Linked DNA regions of Homo sapiens: all the other regions are linked to region 3. The links are chromatin contacts, found by Hi-C or POLR2A ChIA-PET in ENCODE. All regions are on one chromosome and are shown on one strand. Each heading gives the region's core, a stretch centred on a gene start or an enhancer-like site at or near the end of the contact. The rest is flanking DNA. Distances are from core to core; before and after follow the strand shown.

Region 1 (4,052 bases), core at 1,325-3,824, 3.6 Mb after region 3:
TTTTCTAAATAACTGTATGAAGTGAATAGTGATATTTGATGGATGAAGAAACTGAGGGAGATGAATGAAGAAGGGGCAGGATTGGAACCCAGGCAGTCTGGATGGGATCCAAGGCATTAACACGAAGTATTCTCACAGTGCACAATACCCAGAGAATGGTTCACACCCTTGCTTTGACCTTAGGAAAGCATTTTCCAAGGCTCTTCCTTGGAGAGCATTTTCCTATCTTGTTTAAAGTAGAATCTCTGTGACTTTGTTTCTCTTTACTCTGTTTCATATTTCCTTACAGCGCTTTGTATTTCCTGACATTATACTGCATATTTACTTCTTTATCCCTTTGTTTGTCCCCCCTTCCCCACTAAATATAAACTCGATGAAAGAAGGACCTTGTTCTGATTCATGTGCCTCTATATCCTGCACCCAGGTCAATTCTTGACCTGTAACAGGGACTGAAATGTACTGAAAGAGGGATGTAAGTCAGGTTGAAAAATTATTAATTATGTCTAACATTTTATTCTTCAGACATTTACTGAACACCCATTTTGTGCTCAACTCTATGCAAGTTTTTGGAAATATAAAGGCAAGTGAGAACAATGTGACCTCCTGCCCCCCTAGAGTTTAGAACATCATGGAAGAAACAAACAATAAGCAGGCAAATACATGTAGAATAAGCCTTCTATGAGGGCAAATATAAAGTGCAGCAGAGAAGGAAGGGTTTAGAGAAAGCTACTGTGAGGAGGTGATATCCATACTGAGACCTGAAGGACAGGCTGAAGGGTAAAAGAGGTGGAGATGGACTTGGGAGAGCACTCCAGGAAGAGGGAATGACAGAAGCCTCTGAGAGCATGTTCCTGTCCTGAAAGTAGCTCAGAGTGACTCCGGTATAGGATGTGAGGGGCAGAGTTGAAAGTCCGAGACTAGAGTAGAAAGCCAGGGCCAGACAGCTCGTCAAGTGTCCTGAAACCTATTCCAAAGAGTCAGGACTTTATTGTTTGAGAAACGTGACACCACTGGAGGATTTTTAAATCAGTGTCATTTTTAGTGTCTGATTCAGTGTACTGCCTTCAGCCAGGAGAGTTGGCAGTATTTCTATTTTATAGATGGGACAACTGAGGCCCCAAATAATACATTTAAGAGATAGGTGGGGTTGATTTAATATTCTCAATCACCATGTTGTCAGGGCCTCCTAACTCTTACCCTCTCACCCTCCATCCTTCCTTCCTTCTGATTGTTATTCTTGTCAAAAGTAAAACATAAAACTATTTACCTGCCATCCTTATTTTTATCCAAGGAACACGTATGCACTCACACAGCTTCCAGAAACCAGTTCCCCTCGGTGGAAGCCAGTTGCTTTAGGGGTGGTGCGGCTTGTATGTGGATGGACACCATGTGTGCACTGAGCCCAAATTCTCTGTTCTTCTTGACTAGGAAGCTGGATTTGTACCAGGGACCTTTTATCTAAATAGGAGACTCTGGGCTCAGGAGAACAGAGCCGACTTGACAAAGTAGAAAAGAGCTCAGTATTGGTCTGCCCACGCTTTGGGCATGCGTGAGCACTCGCAGCAAAACACAGCTGGCACATCTAATTTTAGCCTCGCCCGCCTTGAAAAGGGACCCTTTAAGGAAATATATTTTATCTGAAACAATTTGTATTATAATGTAGCAGCTGATAGACATGACAGAATATTATCATTGGTGGGAAAAAACTCTGCCAAGCAATTATGATTTTTGTTCTTTTTTTTTTAGATGATATCAGTAAAGTGATTAAAGCATCAATGCAACAAAATAATCATAAAGAGAGAGACAATGGGAGAAACAGATTTTATCTGTAAAATATCTGACGAACCTAAGGGGTCACTTCCTTTGATTTTTTTTTTTTTTTTTTTTACAAAATGGATGTATTTTAAAAAAGTTATTATTTTTGATATGTTCAGTTGATCAGTCCAATCTGATGACATGTGGCATTAATAGTAGTCCTGGAGTAGACCCTAAAATTTCTTCAATACTTAACATCCACCAAGTTTTCCAGGTAGTAAAAGGTTAGTTTCTCAATCAGCTCTTGGATGCGTCTGGCTCTAGCGTGTTAACAGATTTTGAAAGCATCCGGGACTTACTTTTTTCCCCTTTAACCAGCAAGGTTAGTTCCCCTGCCTTTATTTCTTTTCCTTTCTCCTCCTTCCTTCTTTCGTCCTCTCTTCCCTCTCTTCTGTGTTTTGTTTAGCAGTGTGGCTTACCTTGGAACTTGGCAAAAAGAGGAACAAAAAGCAGCTCTTGTGTGGGGTAGATGGAGGAGGGATAAGAAATAATCCACCGCCCGCATTTGAGTTCTTCAGGTTCAGTTCCAGCGGCAGCAGCGTTGCTGCAAAAATCGCTTGCTATTCGAGATAGCCAGCAGAGGGAATCGGAACTTTGCTTGCAGCAGGGGTTGAAGCAGCCTTTTTTTTTTTTTTTCTTGGAGGAAATACTGCAGCCTTCTGGACTGCGTACGCTGCTCCCTGGAGAGGCTCTCTCGGTTCCACCCACCGGCTGGAAGGAGGGGAAGTGAATGAAAGGACAGGACAAGCCCCGAACACCATGTCACTCTGGGAGGGAGACAGCAGCAACTAAGCTGTACAAGGTTTTTTTTTTTTTTTTTTCTTCCTTTTTTTCTTTTTTTTTTTCTTTTTCCCCTTTCTTTTTCTTTCTTTCTTTCTTTTTCTTTCTTTCTTTCTCTTTCTCTCTCTCTTTTTTCTTTTTCTTTAAGGTGGGGAAAGAGACAACCAAGAGACAGGAAGCTGATCTGCAAGGATTCGGAGTTGTGCTAAAAGGACTTTGATTTTTTTCCCCCTTTACGAACGCTGGCAATTGACATCACTACAGACAGCCTGGTTAGAGAACAAACTGCCTCATCCCAAGTGGACCCCGGCAGCTGGGGGAAGCCAGGCAAGATCTGGGAAGGCTGTGTGTGGGTGTTTTTTCTACAGATCTCACTCCTCGCCCTTTTTTTTTTTCCTTTGGTGTGTGTTTTTTGTTTTGTTTTGTTTTTTAAAAAAATTCTTGCTGTGTTGGAACTAGCGAGTGGTGGAGTCTCTGAAGCCTCATCAGTCACCGGGACTGTCAGGAATAGTGGTTTAAGAGGAAGCTCGGCCTGGGGCACTATACCCTGTCATCCAGTTCCCTGCCTCGGAGATAAAGATTCCAGCTACATGGGCAAACGCCTGGATCAGCCACAAATGTACCCCCAGTACACTTACTACTATCCTCATTATCTCCAAACCAAGGTATGGCTTGACCCACGGTCTGGCGATCAGCGTGGTATCGTTCTGCACTTGGGATGGGAAACAGACAGGCGTGTGAATTATTAGTTAACCCCCACCCCCATCACTTCTTCCTGCTTCTTTGAAATTAGTGACATACCAATGGAGTTAATGAGGCAGAGGAAGACATAAGAAGAAAGCAGCAAACCCGGAATTGTAGCTTTCTCTTTAAGGAGAGATAATAGTTTCACTTGAGTTCAGTTTCTTTGTTGTTATTTGGCAGCATAAATGGTCCTGATATCAGGAACGTCTTTTGCAGATGGGCACGGTTTTTAGAAAGCAGATCACAACAGTGATTACCAGGCACAAGAATATAATTTCAGGGGCTTTTCTGGTGAGCTGTTCTTTGATTGTGGCTCTAAAAGGGTTTTTCCCACTGGATAGGACGTGCAACGGTGGGGGTAACTCAAACTTTTAATCGCAGGGTATAGAATGAAAGAAGGGTGTGAGAAGGTATAGGGCTCCTACCAGAGTCTCTGAGAGTTTATTTTTATTTTTAATTTGCCTTGCCTATTTTATTTTATGTTGAGGATGATCAGCATGCTACAGACTGCTTTACAATAGATGTTCTTTACTTTTAGAAGATCTATTTTTCTGTGTAGCTGCCATGAGGAGGCCTGAGTCTTGAAAAGGAATGAAATGTAACTGATCATAATTGGACTTGAATTGGTTAAATACTTTAGGCTTTATGTGTGTGTGTCAAATGACCATTAGGGGCCCAGAGGCAAGCCCACGTAAGTAAGCAGTGGGCAGTAC
Region 2 (3,894 bases), core at 1,015-3,514, 5.0 Mb after region 3:
AATGAATATCATAAATTTTTAGAAGCGAAAGTGCGAGGCAAAAGGCTATTTGCGTTTGCAGTGTTGATTGATATCAATAACATGTACTCCTGAGATGTTATACCTGTTTACAACACAGCATTATGAGAATGTTTGTTTCCCCATACTTTACCCAGCTCACTGTGTTATCTGACTTATTGATCTTTTTCAAAATGAGTTAGGTGAAATATGGTATGCATTTTTAATCTGCATTTCACTTGTTAGCAATGAGGTTGACATGCTTCGCTTTTAGAGCTTATTCTCTGGTGATATGATCAGGAAGTAATATTTAAAGTAGCGTTTTTTTAACACAATATAGAGAACTCATATGATTTGTTATTTGTTTCCAATAAGCATTGATAATGATTTTAAATGGCATTAATTCTTCTGGCACTTGTAGAATACTTACTATTTAAAAGCAAGAATTATAAGGCATTGTCATTTCACAGAGATTTTAGAGTATTCACTTTGTCATCTCTGAAAGGTTTTAAAGTATTATTACTACAAAAATATTTGCATAAGAAGGAGAATTGATGCCTTCAGGTCACTTGTCTCTGTTTTCTTCCTGCACACGCCATAGTCTCCCTGTTAGCTAAATGATGGTATCTCTAGTATTGACCTTGGTACCCCAGAGACCATGTGGACTGTCAGTTGAAGGAAAGCCCGATACCTCTCTTCTCTCAAGGTATAATTAGATAAAGCATTAGGGTTCAAACACATTTTTAAAAACTAAAAAGAAGGTATTGTATTAGAAGTTCCAATTAGAGTGTGCAATAGATGTTCAGCAAAAAGAACTATTCCTAAAATGTTCCTATCTTTGGTTTAATCACAAGGTGTTTGTTTGGTTGGTTGGTTGGTTGTAGTAATTGGCCAAGGTATCTGATTGGCTTGGGGATGTCTTTCCTGAAGAATTATACAGGGAATCCTCTCAGATTGCTTGACTTTCTTCTTTGTTCTGGGTGGGAGGAAGTGTGTGACTAGCCAATAGCCTTGTCCCACCTTGTCTCAAGGGTCGGAGCTGCTGTTGCTAGCATCACAGGCCACAGCGGCTTTCTGCCAGATGGCTGCCTCAGTATCTGACTCGGAAATGCTGCAGGCAATTAAAAACCTCCTTTCAGAGAACATGTCTTTCAATTCTGGGCCCATATGGTGATCAGGGCCTCTGGGTTTGCAATCATTTAAGAGGTCAGGCTCAAGAGAAAAGCATATGGAAAGAACTGGAAGATGAGAAATGCCTGTAAAAAGGTGAAGAATAGGTATTTAATTTCACTAACTCCAAAATGACTGGAGAAAGGGAAACAATTATTAAAAACTGGGTTCTCCACAGCCTTCCCACTCAACATATAGTGGGCTGGCATCACCCAGGGCAGCAGCTCCCTTCCTATCTGTAAGGTCAGTTTCGTGTGTACTTGGCTAGGTTCTGGTGCCCACTAATCTCATTGTTGCTGTGAAGGTATGTTGTAGATGTGATTAACAGCTAAAATCATTTGACTTTAAGTAAAAGAAATCATTCTCTATAATGTGAGTGGGCCTCATCCAATCAACTGAACAGCCTTAAGAGCAAAAGCTGAGGTTTCTGAGAGAAAAAATACTGCCTCAAAACTGCAGCATTGATTTCTGCCTGAGTTCCCAGGCTGCCAGTCTGCCCTATAAATTTCAGACTTGCCAGCCCCCACAATACCACTATGCTACACCTGCAGGTTAAAAATATTCCCAAAGTACTTGTGTATTAATATTTGAGAAGCAGTACTCTAAAACAGTAAATTCTATCCACCAGTTTCCATGGATTATTCTTTGAGATGTTATTTAATTGTGTCAATTTCAGTGGTCTTACTATGAATATATAACACTAATCAAGACATCCACAGGTATTTGTAGAACAAATAAATTTCTGAGTTTCCCCCCACAAAAAACACTCCAGAAAACAACAGTCGGTAGATACATGAATTCAATGATACACGAATGCATGAATTCAGTGATACATGAATGCATTTCTGACAAGTGTTTATGGTTATTGTTAAACCTTGAGATTTTACCTAATGGTTCAGCTAATAATAGACACTATTTCAAAGATTTGGACTAAGGTCATATTCAGAATTTCTAATATTTATCTGAAATAAGTCTAAATCTTATTAGGCTGCTCATCTGACCCTCAAAGACAATAGTACAGTTCCAGAAATAGACACAGCTAAGCAGTCAATTCATATTCTCAAGACCTGGAACCTCTGTCTGTAGGCAGTGAGTGTGGGGAAAATGTGAGATAAAATGGGGAAGGTGGTATGACCTAGAGTGAAGGTTTTGATATTACTCATGGGCTTATTTGAAGAGAAGTGAAATATTATGGGCCATGTGATACTATCATATGCTGAGAGATGCTACCCATGTTCACTTCCTTTAGTGGATGGCTTTCTAGGTGACAGATATTCTTATTGGAACTTCTTTCTGGAGAACTTTATGAATAACGAATTTGCCTATTAGGGGTAGAAAATTCTCTAAAGATGGTTAGCTGCTCACAGAGAGTCTATAGGAATCGAAGTACAGTCATCTCTTGGTACCCATGGGGGATTGGTTCCAAGACTCCTCGAGGAGACCAAAATCTACAGATGTTTAACTCCCTTATATAAAATTGTGTAATATTTACATATAACCTACACACATCCTCCCATATCCTTTAAATCATCTCTAGATTACTTATACATAATACAATGTAAATTCTATGTAAATAGTTGTTATACTGTGTTGCTTAGGGAATAATGACAAGAAAAAAGTCTGTACATAATTCAGTACAGCCACAATCATCAATTTTTTTAAAAAAATATTTTGCATCCACGGTTGATGGAAACCGCAGATGTGGAACCCACAGATACAGAAGGCTGACTATATACTGCCTTAATATAAGAATATCTTAACTAGAGAGACTTAGACTAATATAACAATCTGGATTAAAAGTAATGTTGAAGTTGGGTTAGGGTTTGCTATAGGGTTAATTAGGTGGGTTTTGTATCGTTGTTTAGAGGAATATCTTTATTCCTAGCTATGCACATGTATGCACTTACTTTCCTTCCCATTCCTTTGGCTTTTTAAACATTATGTATTAAACGTAAGGAGATGTTGTTTGATATCTGAGGTCGTGGCTGGTAACATCTTTTCCTGTGGTTTGGAGTGCACAGATGCAATGTCCCATACAGCAAATGACTGTTACCCTTCCCTCCCACTGGCCCTCATCCCACTCTGACCAGCAGTATACCACTTAGCATGTTATTAGTGACTCTTGAGGATTCCGGGGTTGGCTTGGGATGCCTTAACTGGATCTTACGGGCCTCAGAGAATCTGCAAACCTTCTCAGATGATCTACAAATTTTGTATTTGTTTCTTTTCCCCAACTCCAAAGTGTGTTCATAAGGCTTTTATCAAACTTAGGTGACTCCAGCAAAGGTTTAGAGTAGCTTTGCCCTCTGAACTTAACTACCTATTCCACCAGTACATATGGTATGCATAAAAGGACCTGAGGACCTATATCATATAGAGGAAAAGAATACTGGTTTAAAACAAAGGTTGGAATGTATATGACCTCAAGGGCTACCTGGAATTGTTAAGGTGGGGAGTCTCCTAGGGTCAACTAATAGGGAGTCGATGGCTGGTGCTGAACATGTCCTGCATACAGGCTTTTGAAAAAAAATTCTGGTTAAGCTCTTGCAGTGGTAGCTTCTGCTGTAACAAGGAGAAAAATGTGGCATCCCTGGCTGGGTTCTTGTGAAGTAATATGCTGTATCTTAGGCAACTTTCCTCATATACAGTGGGTGCTCAGCATGTGCAAATTCTTATTGTACACTGCCCTTCCCACCATATGCCTGTGTCTATATGCAGTACAGTTGC
Region 3 (3,855 bases), core at 1-2,500:
GTATTAACTGCTGTGAAAGTCATCCCCAATGCGCTCTCAATTGAGCGCATTGAATGAGGCTTTCCAAATTGAAGTGCAAGTTGCTGTAGAAATCCCAATGCATTCTTCTTTGAGATTAAAGCCCCAGAAAGAGCTGCATTTAGAATACACACACACACACACCCCTTTTCCCAGGGTTTTCTTGAACTACATTTGGAGAAAATGCTGCCCCACACAGACACACTTGCATTATCGCCATCCCCACCATTTCAGGTTCGGCTGCCCCGGAAGAGTCTGGTTAAAAAGAAAAGAGAGGAAGCGGGGGCTGTATGTTACGTTCGCGGTTTTGTCCCCCCAAAGTTTCAAGTACACATTACGCTCTGGCAGTCAGGACTTCCAGAGACGTACAGAGAAAGAAAGAAAGAAAAGGCGCGGGGAGCGGGCTGGAGGATTCTGCAAGCACAGGCCCCTATGGAGCGCCCGTTCGGGGGACGGGATTTCCCTCCCTTTCCCCTCCCCCGCCCGTTCGGAATTCCGCCCCCGCCGCGGGCCCGGAACAATGCAGCCGCCCGTCCCGGGGACCAGCCACTTACCACCCAGGTCAGTGCCCCGTTGCCGCCGCCCACGCCGGCTCCCGCGCCGCAGCCACCCGACTTGGCCATGGCGAGTGCCTCCAGCTCACAGGCCCTGAGGCCGCAGCCGCCGCTCCCGCCTCCCTGCGGGCCGCTGGGCCCCGCCGCTCCGCACCCACCGCTCCACTCGCCGCACTCCTAGCCGCGCCGACCCCCGCGCCCCATCGCGAAGATCCGGAGCGGACGTCCAGCCGAGCCCGCTGAGGAGGCCGCGCCGCCGGCTGCCCTCAAACTCGAGGCGCGGCGTCCGCGTCGCCCGGGCCTAGCGCGGCGGCTGAGGAGAAAGCAGGGAGCGACCGGCGGCGGCCGAGCGGCGGCGTTGCCTTCTCGCCCGCCCGCGGGCGCCGCTGCAGGCCGGGCTGAAGCCCGGGCGTGCGAGCCGCGAGGGCGGCCGGGGAGCCCGAGGCGCTCGGACGTGGCGAGGACGCAGAGGTGCCTTGTCCTTCTCACACTCCGCGAAGGCCAGCCACTCGAGTCGCCAGAGTAGTCGTCCCGGTCGCCGCCGCTGCTTCAAAGGCAGCCTTAGCCTCGCTGCAGCCCCGATTTCCTCACACACACACACCGAGAGGGACAATAAACAGAGCCGCCGCCGCCGCCGCCACGGTCACCTCCCTCTTGTCCGGCATAACACCGCACACACACATTTGCACACCGGGGAGAGAGGGAGGGCGCGGCGGCCGCCCCCGCTGTCAGTCAGCGCCATGCTGTCCAATCCGGGCCTTGTCGCCACAGCCTCTCGGCCAATCCCAAAATTCCAAGCCCCCTGGAGGGGCGGGACCCGAGGGGGGAAACGTCATTGCGGGTAGCAACCGAAAGGAAGACTTGGGGTTTTTGTTTGTGTGTGTGTCTGTGGGTTTTCCATTTGAAGGGAGAGCAGGGGCTGCTTCAAGGGTCAATTGAGGGCGGCAAAGGGAAAGGGTCGAATTGGCCTCGGGTCGATTGTAATCCTCCAAGCGTGCTGTTTACTCTGAGACCTAACCGGGAATCCGAAGCGTTTGCCTGGGGCCTCTAAGGATGAGGATGGGGGCGGGGTGGGGATGGGGGTGGCAGGAAGAAGCCGGGGGCCGTCCCAAAGGGAAATTATTTTAAAAGAGCGGTTGTAAACCGCAGGCAAGACGTTGTAGACCACTGGTGCAAGGAGGCCCCGTGACCCGGCCTCCCCAAGGGCCTAAGTGGACGCTGCTGTCGAAAAAAATCATCTCAGACCTTCTCCATCTCCTTCTTCCGTCTCCTCCCCTCACCCCAAAAGAGCATATGGTCAGTTTCAAGAAAACTACATATGAAAAGCTTAAATGATAAGGGACACACAGAGAATGTTCTAGGGAAAGAATGCAGGGTGGGTTGAGTGTTCTATTTCTACTCTTTGTTGACCTTTCTTCTCTGAACAATGCAGAGATGTCACTGTCACTTTTCTCATCTGTCCAGAACTGTGCCCCCTGCCTCTAAGAGGGCATGCTTAATTTTTAAAACTGTTTTCAGTGGAATTTTCAAATGCACAGTAAGGAATAATTTCATTCACATTAAAGCTTTCTAAGAATGAAAATTACCAATACAGCAACATCACAGTCTTTGGCAGATGGAAGATGGCTTTACTTCTTCCTGTTTTTCAGTGTAATTCCACTCAAGTATTTATTGGGCGCACACTCTGCCACGCTGTGCCAGGCTCTGCGATGGGTTCAAAGTAAAAACAAGGCCCCTGATTTCAAACCATTTATAACCTGGCTTGTGAGACAGACTAAAAGGGAGCCAACGATCACCAAAATGAGTACTTGAAGGCATGAAGTGCCACCAAAGAGTTGTGATGAAAGCTTTTTATAAAGATGAAAACAGTATTACTGTTTTTTGAAGAGGTGTTTTTGTGAACTTCCAACTGTGCATTTCCTCTCAAGGGAAAACAAAAATGTCTCAGGTCACATCTTTAAACTGCATTCTGAGTCTAGAGGTGGAGAACTCTGAAACATGGAAATAATTTAAACATAGTTTTTTTAATTAGCTCTCTGATGGCCATGTAACTTTGCCATACTAGGGACTTCAGAACAGTGAAGCCTTTCTTTACCTTGAACTTGGGGTGCAAACTTTTCTGAACCTGACCAAGTATCCATAGCCTTGTTATTTAACTTCCCTGAGCCTCAGTTTAGTGCTTGTTAAAATGATCTTGTGTTCTTACTGTGAGTTTGCATCTCCAAGTACACATGTATTTTGTTTGAAAAGGGGTAATTTTAAAGGCAATGAGTTTTTTTTATGAAGATGTACTAGGTAGAAGCTAAGCTATAAAATACATAGCTGTCTCCTTTTTTAAACTTAAGTTGTCAAAGCTCTTTATCTTCCGTTTTTGTTGTTGTTTTTAGAGACAGAGTCTTGCTCTGTCACCCAGGCTGGAGTACAGTGGCATGATCTCGGCTCACTGCACCCTCCACCTCCCAGGTTCAAGCAATTCTCCTGCCTCAGCCTCCCAGGTAGCTGGGATTACAGGCACCGGCCACCATGCCTGGCTAATTTTTTTTACTTTTACTAGAGACGGGGTTTTCACCATGTTGGCCACCCTGGTCTCGAACTCCTGACCTCAAGTGAGCCGCCCATCTTGGCCTCCCAAAATGCTGGGATTACAGGCATGAGCCACCGCACCCAGCCTAGGTTCAGATTTTGAAATGAATAAAACAATATATTCAAAACTCAAATAGATTAATAAAAATAATGTTCTTTTCACTTGCCTCATATGTGAGGCATTGAGTCCTTTTGTCTTCTCAGTATGAAAAAGCCTTTTAATAAGTGTTACTAGTTTTAAGAAAATACTGACTTACCCAGAAGAATTGCAAATAAGAATTGCTGAATATACATGAAAATCAACATTTTTAAAGCAGAGATTTGTGATGAGTGGAAGACGGAATCTAGATTAAAAGTATCTCAGCTTCTAAAGAATTGTCCTTTTTAACTGTGCAGCAGACTTAGCATATCTTTATGATAAAATTGATTGTACGCAACTTGAGCATAGCTTTCTCTTCTGGGGTAATGTGAAGTAATTTTCAATTAGGGGTGGATCACCTGAGGTCAGGAGTTCAAGACCAGCCTGACGAACATCATGAAACCCCTTCTCTACTAAAAATACAAAAATTAGCCAGGCGTGGTGACCTGTGCCTATAATTCCAGCTACTGGGGAGGCAGACATAGGAGAATCACTTGAACCTGGGAGGCAGAGGTTGCAGTGAGCCGAGATCGCACCACTGCACTCTAGCCTTAGCGACAG

What was found. A loop is a pair of places that touch in the nucleus more often than their neighbours do. ChIA-PET counts read pairs that join two places held with the same protein, here RNA polymerase II (POLR2A). Pooled maps may share reads with other maps.
Region 1: a loop to region 3 is called in a map with no recorded cell type, with 11 times the contacts of the local background. The contact joins the promoter of RBMS3 here to the promoter of TOP2B in region 3. A Hi-C loop is called at or near these places in 1 of 37 single-sample maps with no recorded cell type and 2 of 50 pooled maps. POLR2A ChIA-PET finds 5 or more read pairs at or near these places in 1 of 52 experiments (activated naive CD4-positive, alpha-beta T cell).
Region 2: a loop to region 3 is called in a map with no recorded cell type, with 23 times the contacts of the local background. The contact joins the enhancer-like site here to the promoter of TOP2B in region 3. A Hi-C loop is called at or near these places in 1 of 37 single-sample maps with no recorded cell type and 2 of 50 pooled maps. POLR2A ChIA-PET finds 5 or more read pairs at or near these places in 1 of 52 experiments (OCI-LY7).

The regions. Positions count from the first base shown.
Region 1 is chr3:29,278,497-29,282,548 of GRCh38, forward strand. It overlaps RBMS3 (RNA binding motif single stranded interacting protein 3), which reads left to right and starts at 2,575. Exons shown (of 15, transcript NM_001003793.3): 1 at 2,575-3,260. The coding sequence starts at 3,186. It overlaps RBMS3-AS3 (RBMS3 antisense RNA 3), which reads right to left and starts at 2,443. Exons shown (of 3, transcript NR_109804.1): 1 at 2,235-2,443. RefSeq lists an enhancer at 1,430-1,479.
Region 2 is chr3:30,637,832-30,641,725 of GRCh38, forward strand. All of the region lies in intron 1 of TGFBR2 (transforming growth factor beta receptor 2), which reads left to right. Among named protein-coding and RNA genes, the nearest start is that of TGFBR2, 33 kb to the left of the region's middle. Within about 2 kb of position 2,265, at least 6 of the 41 ENCODE cell types and tissues checked have a DNase peak (open chromatin) inside an H3K27ac peak, as active enhancers do; they include OCI-LY7, where a contact is called at or near this core.
Region 3 is chr3:25,663,657-25,667,511 of GRCh38, forward strand. TOP2B (DNA topoisomerase II beta) reads right to left here and starts at 1,251. Exons shown (of 36, transcript NM_001330700.2): 1 at 573-1,251. The coding sequence starts at 641. MIR4442 (microRNA 4442) reads right to left here and starts at 1,283; the gene lies at 1,217-1,283. RefSeq lists enhancers at 1-30, 988-1,551 and silencers at 318-506, 461-820.